Regions from separate parts of the Mus musculus genome. Here region 1 is linked to region 2. Evidence: chromatin loops called from intact Hi-C (ENCODE). Cell type or tissue: heart. All regions are shown on one strand. Each heading gives the region's core, and the rest is flanking DNA. Links, peaks and the distances in the headings are about the cores only.

Region 1 (5,373 bases), core at 199-5,198, 630 kb after region 2:
GAGCTGTAGGTGGAAATCCTCTTCCTCGGTTGATGTGTGTCTGTAGGCTTTCCGCAGGGCAAAGCCACCAGGTGGAGAACCACACTTGAGGGCTGATGATGCCAATGCCGGAGAAAAGGGCCTCCACTTCAGCAGGTTCCTACTCGTGGCAGCCCTTGAGTATAGGCGTCTCCCACCTCGTAAAAGAGCAATACGATTCCTTGCAGAATTGAAGATCCAGTAGGACACAGTACTTGACATTCTGAAACAAGTGGCAGGTGGAGGTGGAGTGTTTTTTCAGCCTGAAATTTCAAGAGTTTATAAAAGCTTCAAAGTTCAAGTTATTAAAAATACTAAACTGCTAGAACATCACTTTTGCTAATGCGCTCTCTGATTTTATAGAGAGCTTCCGGCCTTCCTGCCAGCCAACTTGTGCCTCCTTTTCCTTTCTAAACCGTTCCTCAGGCCAGAGCCTACTATCTACGTCCTTTGTTCAGTCTCCCTTGCAGTATTTAAGTTTTCCCTTTTGTATCTGTTCCCCCAAGGAATCTACCTACCCCATGAATTCCAGTCATGTAGCTGCTGACTAGCGGCTGTCCTGAGTCCAGGCCTGTACCTGGTATACATTATATATATTACATTAATATATTATATATAAATATCATCAATATTATCTCGATATGGTGTTTTTGAAGCCCCACTGACTCTAGCTACTTAGCATACTGTGTCTCACCGGCAATACGTGGTTAGGTTTTGTTTTATTATTGTTGTTTTATTCATCACTGGGGACTGAACACAAGGTCTCTTCTATTTGATCTACCACTGAGCTACATCCCCAGCCCTCTTTCACACTTAGCCTTGAACTTTAGATCCTCCTGCCTCAGATTCCAGGGTAGCTAGAATTAGCCATCAGTTGCTGGTCTCACAGAATTCCTGTGTAATTTGTATTGGTCATTGTTGTTTTGTTTTGAGACAAGGTCTTACTTTGTCACCCTGGCCAGCATGAAATTCACTGTGTAGGTCAAGCTGTCCTCAAAATCAGAGATCTGCCTGCTCTGACGTTCTCAATACCTCATGAGATTAAAAGTGTGTGCACCATGTCAAGATTTCACAACGTTCTGTAAAGACTTAATAAAATACGACACTTCTGAGCCGTCACAGTGCTATCACGCCTTTAATTCCAGAATTCCGGAAGCAAAGGTGAAGAGGCAAGCTGATCTGTGAGTTCAAAGCCAGCCTGATCTACATTGCAGACTGTTACTTTGCTTGACAAAGTAAGCCCATGGGAATGGGGGGGGGGGGTTGAAACTGGGAGTGTGGGTGCACGCCTTTAATCCCAGCACTTAGAAGGAAAAGGCAGGCAGAATTTGAGACCAGGTACACAGAGAAACTGTCTCAAAAATCAACAAAAGGAGGGAGCCACTATTTTTGTCCTTGGGATACATTCTGTACAGATTTTTATATCATTGGGCCAACTACTGTGAACATGATTTCCTATTAAAGGCAATGTTTTCAGTGATAGTACTATTTATGGTTTTTGGCATAAACATTCACAACTACTGGTGACTTGGAGCTTGTTTCCACTAACCTGGTACCAAATTACATGGCATTTGCAGTCACCTTTCCCTTACTTATTTCCAAAACCAGTAGGTCAAAGGGTATAAACGCACTGTCAAACCGATTTCCCAAAGCCAATACCCATCCCGCTGAACTTGGGACAGATGAGGTCGGACAGGGGCAGATGGCCTCAGACGCCCCTTGACCCTGCAGAAAGGACAGGCAGCTGTGCGCAATGAAAACCATTCGCCTCCAATGGGACAGAAAGAATTTAGCACCCCTAAAGAAACCAAGTCTCTTGATTTCTTGGCTGGACCGCAAGGCTCTAAGAAATCCCAGCCCCCGTTTAGTGGCTGAGCCTTGGCTTTCCAAGGTGTAAGAATCCAGTTGCGACGTCCAGCTCACCGGTGCTCCAGTACTAAGGAAGCTGGTGCAGAGAACCGGCTAAGCAGTCGTCTCCTCCACCAGTGCGCGGGCCCACGTGGCGCGTGCGCGCGAGTGGGGTGACCATGACCAGGGGCCAGCTCGTCCCGCCCTCTCACCTCATCCCCCTCTCCGCCCCATCACCTGAGGTACCCGTAAACTAGGCTAGGGAAGGCGTCCGCACCCCGAATCGTCCCCTTCCTTACCTCGTATCCTCGTCCTCTCCTCCCCAGCTGGCGCCGCTGGCACTCGGCGGATCCTCTCGGCTCACTCTGGTCCTGAGCACAGTTCCGCGGTTGCTGCGACTGGGTTTTACTTCCCTGGAGAGGCCCCCAGTCGAGGAACCAGCACCAAAAGAAATATCCCTCCCGCCATTCCTGATTGGCTTATCCTTGGAGGCGGGCCCTTGACGGACATTGAGATTACCCAATGGATGAGGAGGGCAAAAGGAAGGCAGAGGGGCGGGGCCGGGAGGGGCCACCCTGCACTCTACCCCCTGGGGTTACCCGTGGCTTTTGTGCAGCCGCTGCGCCAGTAGGTCGTCACGTGGGGCTCTTCCCCAAGCTTCCCTTATCACCACACCCTGCAAAGCCAGAACCAAGAGACCTCTCCAGTTCTTTACAGTTCATTCTCACATAGATTCCTCCCGGGTTTTGTTCCGTTCCCTCCAAGCCTCTCTCCAAAGTGCCACATCTTTATTATCTTTGGACACCTATCTTGAAGGCTTTATGGACACTCTAGGTTCTACTTGCCCTGACCTTATCTTCCAGTCAAACCTGCTTTTCTTCCTAAACCAGCAATGGCTTCGCCGGCCCCAGAAGACCCAAGTCCAAACACCAGGGTCAATTTGATGCTTCCCTTACTGTCACACACTTTAATCCTGTCATTCCCACCTCCTAAGTCCCTTCCCACCCATCCATTTGCCAATGCCAGACTCCAAAGCCTTTAAGGCCCCCTACTTCCAAATTACACTTAGTCCCAACCGATTTTCCTTCCTTTACAAACAGCTAGAAGGAACCTTCTAATACTCACATTTCTGATCTAAAGAGTTCATTGGCTCCTTACTAACCACCATTTTGAATTCTCAATTACATTGGCCTCTTAGCGACAAGTGATGTTAGCCGCACCTTTACTTGTTGGTAGCTTGGGAGAGCCAGAACCAGAGAGGTCCAGAGCTTTCCCTCCTTGCCTTCTGGTCCTAACAATAGCTGAGTCTGGTCTTCACCTTATAATGTGTGAGTCAGTAGAGTCCTTTCTTGAAGTCAAAGAGAGATAAGAGATAGCAGAAAGGTCTGAGAGTGCTGTCTCTGGAAAGAAAGGCAAGCTGGTTTACCCAAAGTCACGTCTGAGGTAAAAGTGTTCCTGCTGTATTTCTGTGATGTGTCCCCTTACTGGGCCTCAGGCCTCTCAAGGAGGTGGTTGCTTGGGAGTGTTTTGTTTTATTTGTGTTTTTGAGGTAGCATCTCACTAGGTAGCCCTAGCTGGTCTAGAACTAGCTATGTAGAACCGGCTGGTCTCCAATGTACAAAGATCCACCTACTTCTGCCTCCCAAATTCTGGGATTAAAGGCGTTTGCTAAATCCCTGTTTTTGTTCTGGGTTTTGCTTTGGTTTTGTGATACTGAGGATTGAACCTAGAGCCTCCTGAATACTATCAAACACTATCATAGATAGATCTTCGTTACTCTACCCTGTCCCCCTCTCCCCTCCCATCCTACCCTACCCCTTCCCCTTTTTATGCCTTGAGACAGATTCTCACTAAGTTGTCAAAGTCAATCTTGAACTTATGTCCTCCTGCCTCAGCCTCAGAAGTAGCCCTGAGGGTGTTATATAGGTCTGCACCCTGTCTGGAAGTTGTAAATCAGAATTTGTACTAAGTTTCTTCTGGACACTGTGGGGTCTCTTTCAGGCCCATACTAAAAACCAAGTAAGTAAATGGGCAGGAGAGAACAAAGAGGCATGCTTTACTGTGCTGTACTTTTAGTTTGTTTTACAAATACTTTATCTGATTGCATAGAAGGTTATCCTTCAGAACAGGGACAGGAAGTCGCTGCTGCAGTTTGAAATGAATATAATCAACATTTCTCCCTTCCTTTTCCTCCCTCCAAACTCTCATACGCCTCCTTCTTCAAATTCATGGCCTCTTTTTTTCACTAAATGTTACTGCATGCCTCTGTGTGTGTGTGTGTGTGTGTGTGTGTGTGTGTGCGTGCGTGCGTGCGTGCATGCGCGTGCACATTCCTGAATATAATCTGCTCAGTTTGTATGTTACTTGTATGTATGTTTTCAGGACTGACCATTTGACACTAGACAACCAGTTAGTGTCAGGGGAAAACCACCTCTCCCGCTCCCAACTTCCCTCAGTTAACTGAGGCAAGAAGTTTTAGTTGTTCAGCCCACAAATATGATTGGTCCTGAGCTGACTCTTAGATACACACAGATGGCCCCCACCCCGAACATTCTTGAGAAAAGTTATGTCATCCTGCTAAGTCTGAAAACATAGAGTCTTCCTTTCTCTCTTTCTTTTTCTCCCTTTCTTTCTTTCTTCCTTTCTTTTTTCTTTCTTTCTTTTTTTTCTCTTTCTTTCTTTCTTCCTTTCTTTTTTCTCTTTCTTTCTTTCTTCCTTTCTTCTTTCTTTCTTTCTTTCTTTCTTTCTTTCTTTCTTTCCTTTTCTTTTGATAAAACATTTATTTGAGGACCAGGTGTGTTAGTGCACACCTTTAATAACAGCATTCGGGAGGCAGAGGCAGGTAGATCTCTGAGTTGGACACAAAAGGCAGCCAGGGTGGTGCCTTTAATCCCAGAACTCCAAGGTGCTCTGAGTTCAAATCTAGCCTAGTCTACAGAGTGAATTCTAGGACAGTCAGGACTGTAGAGTGAGACCCCCATTTCAAAAACAGACAGACAAACAAACAAACAACAAGAAACTAATGATATATAACCCATTAGGTCCTCACTGGCAGTTTTTACAACGTCCTGTTCCGGACCTCCAAAAAGTGGCGGCAAGCTTTTCAGTCATGGTCTTAGATCTGCAATCATCTTCACTCTTAGGATTAGCACAGCTTCACAGATAGACCAACCTCAACCAGAAGCAGTGACCTCACAGGAATCAGATTGTCACCTTAAAGGACAAGGACTTCCAGCCACCTTACAGAACCAGAACAGAGACAATCAAGCCAACTACAGCCGGACCAGGATTGCTAATGTATGCATACCTCCTGCCTCAGCTCTTCCTCTAGTTCAAGCCTAAGCCAGTGCTCAGCAGATGGACTAAATTTCCAATTTCCATCTTTGCAACATGGCTACATCGATTAAACCCCTATATACCCTTTTACCACCACCCGATTGCTTTGCTTTCTTTTGAATGAGTAGCCAGACCTGAGAAATTGGAACCTCGAGAGTAAGGCCTCTGTAC
Region 2 (5,373 bases), core at 182-5,181:
TGCCTCAGGGTTCTTATTGTAATCTGTGCAAACGCAGATGTAATCACTGCCTAGCATTATAATGGAGAGCTGCGTTCAGCCTCTTGGCTGCCTTCCTGGCCTTTGTATAATGTTGGAAGACCAGGAAAAGACCAGGAACAGAGACAAGAAAACCTAAGTAGAATCTCTGCAAATACCGCGCATGCTTTGACCATTGTGGAATAAAGGCATTGCAATTGAAATAATGGTTTCAGTAAGACTTGCAGAGTATATTGATGTAAAAGCTAGTATCTAGATTTGTTTTTAGTTTTCTGAGACAGAATCTTGTCCATACTAGTCTGGAACTCTACGCAGTCCTCCTGCCTTAGTACCTAGGTACTGACTGGGATTACAGGTCTGAGTCACTATGCTTGGCTTGGATTTGCTTTTGAATATTATCTTTAGAAGGCCTAAAGGCAGTTATAAAGCGTCATTTGAGAAACATCCTCCAGCATTGCCTTGTTGTGCAGAGACAATGGCTTGCTGTATCCAAGATAATATGCAAGTCAGTGGTCTCTGATCACAAATATTGGAATTTGTGTAGGAAATTATCTTATCCTCTGAGAAACTTAGGTTAATGGTGCAGCAGGAGTATAGAAATAGTTCATTTATTATAATGCATGTTATTATAAAGTTTATTTTATTATAACAGATGTGTGGGCTATTGTGAAGAAAGAAGGGACTTGACCTAACCTAGGGGCCCAGAGAAGGGTTGGTATTAACCTACAGAAAGATAGATGAAAGCCAGGAGTGGTGGCACATGCCTTTAATCCCAGGCGGATTTCTGAGTTCAAGGCCAGCCTGGGCTACAGAGTGAGTTCCAGGACAGCAAGGGCTACAAAGAGAAACCCTGTCTCGAAAAACCAAAAACCAAACCAAAACAAAACCCAAAAAACAAACAAACAAAAAGTTCAGGTTTTAAGGGCTGCTAAAATGGCAGTGGGCAAGGGTGCTTGTTGACAAACCTGGTGACCTGAATCTGATCACTAGGATTGGCATGGAGGAGAGAACCAACTCCTGTATGCTGTCCTCTGACTTTCAAATGTGCATGATATTCCCTGATACATTTTTAAATGTATATGGGTATTGTTTGGCCTGGAATGTATCTGTGCACATGACGTGTATGTATGTAATGCCTGTGGAGGCCAGAAGTGGTTCTAGGAATCAAATCATCGTCCTCTGAAAGAGCAGCCAAGACTCCAACTACTAAACTTCCCTCCTGCATAAATAAATGTAAAAATGTACACTTTCGACTGATATTGTGGGTCACTTTGGTACTTGTCACTGGGTTTGATCTCAAGTACTACACAGACCCAGTATGGGGAGAGACACAGAGAGAAATATTTTAAGTTCAAACTCAACTTCAGTTTCACTGGGAATCTGAAACCAGTCTGGGCTAATTGTCTAAAAAACAAACAAGAGAACAAACCCTAACTTCAAAACAGGGATGAAGAAGTAGCAAGTCACCACCAAGGCTCAGGTCTGCCCCCAAGTTCAACTCTCAACCTAGGATTTTTGGCTGATATGAAGACAGTGTTTAAAAAAAAAAAAAAAAAAAAAAAAAAAACAACTATTCAAATTCTTGGTTCTTGCAAATTTGCCAAAAGCCCTGGGTAGTTAGTTATGTTAGTTATAGTTCAGTGTTCTGGAAATTTCCTGACCCCAGCTGATCTCCTGTTTGCACTAAATCAAACAAAGAGATACACAGTCTCAGTAAACCATCTGTAGCTGTGGGTCTTAACCAGTCCTGGGATGTCCAGACTAGGTAGGAGTTGTCCAGGGGAGAAAAAAATGTTAATCAGAAGTCAAACATCATTTGCTTTTCAACCACGCTCTTGATGCCTCATATGAGGTTGAATGGAACATGTTCATAGCAGATTAAATTTTGAGAAGTCTACAGGAACAGGCAGTCTAAGTTCTGAGAACCAAGAGCCCTTGATGAAACTGGCTTTTATAATGGGCAAGAAAGAGGCAGGCAGCCACCAAGCCCCAGCAATCTACCCAGCTAGGTAATTCCAATATGCTGTCTCTATAGACAGAGTCGTCTACATTCAAGGATAAGCCATAAACAAATGGAGCAGCTGACTCAGTCCAAGAGCTCCCAGTAGAGAGACAGAGGTTGAGGCCCACACAAACAAGCAGCAGGAACACCTTTTCCCAGCCCCTTCGCTTAGTGCTGCCACTAAGTAAACACACTGGAGTCACTAAATGCAAATACTCTTGTTCACATACGAAGGCCAACTCTCCCCAAGTGACCTAACTGATTTGTCTACCAAGCCAATGTGTAATTTCCACTTCACTCAATTTCAACTTTTAACTCTGGTATCTGGTATTGCGACACCACACGTTAAGAGTACATTTCAAAAGAGAAGAAAACAAGTCGAGAGTTCCTTTTAGAAAAGCAAGCTCATTCCCCCACCACCCCCATCTGATTGTGAGGCATGAGCTTAGGTTTCCCCCACTCCCCTAAAACCAGAGAGAGACAGATCAGAGACCAGAGTGTTGATTAGGTGTGCTACCTAGTTCTTAACTATTAGAGTCAGCAAAATGGGCATAATACTATCGATATTCAGACTTCAGGGAGTTGTATTAGAGATAAATTCAAAAGAGCAGGACCTTCCCACTCCACTAAGTATTTGGTGTGTACTGGCTATTACTATCATAGAGGTCCAAAGAAGGACCCTGCTGAGACATCGCTGATCCTATGACAGACGGGAGGAGCGGGATTCTAAAGCCCGGAGCCGAAAGACTAAAGGGTGAGAAAAGGCGAAGAACCGCGGGCGCAGGGGCATCTGGGGCAGGAACCAGAAGCGGAAGGGACTAGGGAGAATTAAGGGCCAGCCAACAGGATCCCAAAAGACCCCACACTCACCCAGAGTGAATTCCCATTGCTCGTTCCCCAGAGAGCGTTCAGGCACCACCTCCAGGTCCAGCATTGGGTCGGTTCGCTGGGCCGGGCGGCCTCCCTGCGGCAGCGCAGACAGGACCCGGCCTGAGGAGAGCACGCAGCTGCTGACTGGTCGCTCTCGCCAGCCCGCGGACGTCCGGCTCTCCACTCGGTTCCGGGCGGCGACGGCAGCACGAACACAACAACACACTTCACCTCCCTTCAACCTCCCGGGCAGCAGCCCCGGCAGGAGAGGCTGTAGCAACAGCAGCGCCCAGAGCAACTGCAGCAAAAGTGGCGTGCCGGGCCGTAAAGCGTGGCAAAGGCGGGGCTAAATCATGAAGGCGGGGCTTGAGGCGGAGTCGCGCACGCGCAAACTCTGGATCAGAGGCCAGACCCGCGCGGGTAGAGCTGGAGGGAAGAGCAGCTGCTTTAGAACTTAGGGGCCACATTCCAGAGGTCCTGAAACTGCACAGCGCACCATATATGCCTACGCAAGAAAAGGCACAAGGCGGGAAACATGTCACACAAAAATAAAGTCTTCCGTCTGCACACTTGTCCCACTAATCTGCACTAGGAACAAAACGGACAGGAAGGACCCAGTCCCAGAGACTCACGGCCCCGCGGACCATTATCAAGCTTGTCACGTACTGACGCTGGCTGCCACTGCCTAAATTGTTCAGAAACCTACTCTCCTTGGACCCAGTGGTCTCTGAGCAGGGTCCACCTCAGAGTCGAGGATGTATGAGTCCGTTGGCAAGGGTTAGAGCGAGAGGATTTGAGTTAGAAGGCTGAAGAGTTCCGGGCCAGGTCTCATTTCCAGAAATGCTCAACCTAGGGAATACTTTCTAAGCACAGAGGCTGCCTCCTGCAGCTCCGCCTGGAGTCACCATTGCTGCTTGCCAATGCTTTATGGTAGTGACTAAAGCTCTTAAGTGTTCTGTGCCTCCGTTTCCAGTGAGTAGAAGAGGGGCTCCTCTAGTTATTCAGCCAGAATTTTCGGCTTGCTTGCTCTAGGGCACCCTAAAATTAAAAGGCAGCTGAGGCCTCTTTTGATGACAAGACCTCACACCCTCAGTCTCATTTTATAGACGAATAAATGAGGCACAAGGAGGGTAAAGACTTTACCCAAGCTTCCTTGATCCTAGGCAGCAAAGCTCGATTCCCATTATGTTTCCTAAGGGTAGTATTTAGCAGGGAACTAAGTGACAGACTAAATACTCAAACTGGCTATAAAGAAGCCTAACAGTGGATACGTCACAAAATTTCAAGTCAGTGCTATGGGATTAAACAAAATAAAATAAAAATAGTAGAACGTCTTTGAGAAGCATTGCTGCACGCCAAAACAACTGGGTCACTGGGCTGTCTGTCCAGTGGGAAAGTGGCTGCAGAAACGCTGACGTGTGTAGCTAGCTATGTTTAGAGGCTGGGTGTGCTGATTTGTGCCTGCTTGGAATCCCAGCAGTTGGGAGTGAGGCAGTAAAGAAGTTCAAGGTTAGGCCAGCCTGGTCTACAAAGTGAGCTCAGGACAGCCAGGGCTATACAGAGAAACCCTGTCTCGAAAAACAAAAAACAAAAAACAAACAAACAAAAAAAGAAGTTCAAGGTCGGGCTGGAGAGATGGCTCAGCTGTTTAGAGAAGTCAGTGCTCTTCCAGAGGTCCTGAGTTCAATTCCCAGCAACGACATGGTGGCTCACAACCATCTGTAATGGGATCTGATGCCCTCTTCTGGGGTGTCTGAAGACAGCTGTGGTGTACCCATACACATAAAAACAAGCATAACTTAAAAAAAAAAACGTTCAAGGCCATGCTGGGCTACAAAATGAGTTCAAGGCCAACTTGAGATAAAGTAGACGCTGGCTCAAAACAAAACAAAAGAAGGTGGACCCTTCCCCCACCAACTTTCTAAATTGAATTCTAATGCAAAGCAGAGTAGGAATAGTTATATGCTAACAATAACCAAGCAAGCAAGCACCAAACACTAGCTTTTATTTATGAGGAGGGGAAAGGGTCTGGGTTCTGAATAGGGATGCGGTAGGCTGAGCGGAATCTCAGGAAAAGAAAGACAAAGTCCCAGGCTTCTAAATAGGAAGAAAAACGATTTTTAAAGTTTGGATAAGCCACAAAACTGGGAATAATATTGAAGCAACTCCTAGGAGACTCCCAGTTGGTGTAGTGTGTAGTGATTTCTGTGAATTCAGGATGTTATCTTTGCTTATTTAAATGTGACCCATTCAAATTTTGTCCTAAGTAAAAGAAGCTTTGAGCTGGGTATGGCGGTGCACTCCTTTAATCCCAGCACTCGGGAGGAAGAGGCAGGCAGATTTCTGAGTTTGAGGCCTGTCTGGTCTACAAAGTGAGTTCCAGGAAAGCCAGGTTATACAGAGAAACCCTGTCTCCATAAACAAAAACAAAACAAACAAACAAAACAAAATAAGAAGCTTTGAATAGCCGAAAAGCTATTGGC

Evidence for each region. Hi-C counts contacts between places; a loop is a spot of excess contacts. Peaks named below come from ENCODE experiments on the same cell type or tissue, not always from the same donor. Only the 100,000 strongest peaks of a DNase experiment are listed, where the experiment ranks them.
Region 1: a loop joins it to region 2, with 2.3 times the contacts of the local background. A loop is called at or near these places in 1 of 42 quality-filtered maps.

What each region holds. Positions count from the first base shown.
Region 1 is chr8:104,588,388-104,593,760 of GRCm38, reverse strand. It overlaps Pdp2 (pyruvate dehyrogenase phosphatase catalytic subunit 2), which reads right to left and starts at 2,289. Exons shown (of 2, transcript NM_001024606.2): 1 at 2,166-2,289; 2 at 1-281. The coding sequence starts at 240. In heart, for the core only: no CTCF peak of the experiment used is centred there; a DNase peak (open chromatin) is centred at 2,360; H3K4me3 peaks cover 1,819 bases; H3K27ac peaks cover 1,331 bases.
Region 2 is chr8:105,223,004-105,228,376 of GRCm38, reverse strand. D230025D16Rik (RIKEN cDNA D230025D16 gene) reads right to left here and starts at 3,190. Exons shown (of 16, transcript NM_145604.3): 1 at 2,891-3,190. The coding sequence starts at 2,954. In heart, for the core only: no CTCF peak of the experiment used is centred there; a DNase peak (open chromatin) is centred at 3,226; H3K4me3 peaks cover 2,309 bases; H3K27ac peaks cover 1,656 bases.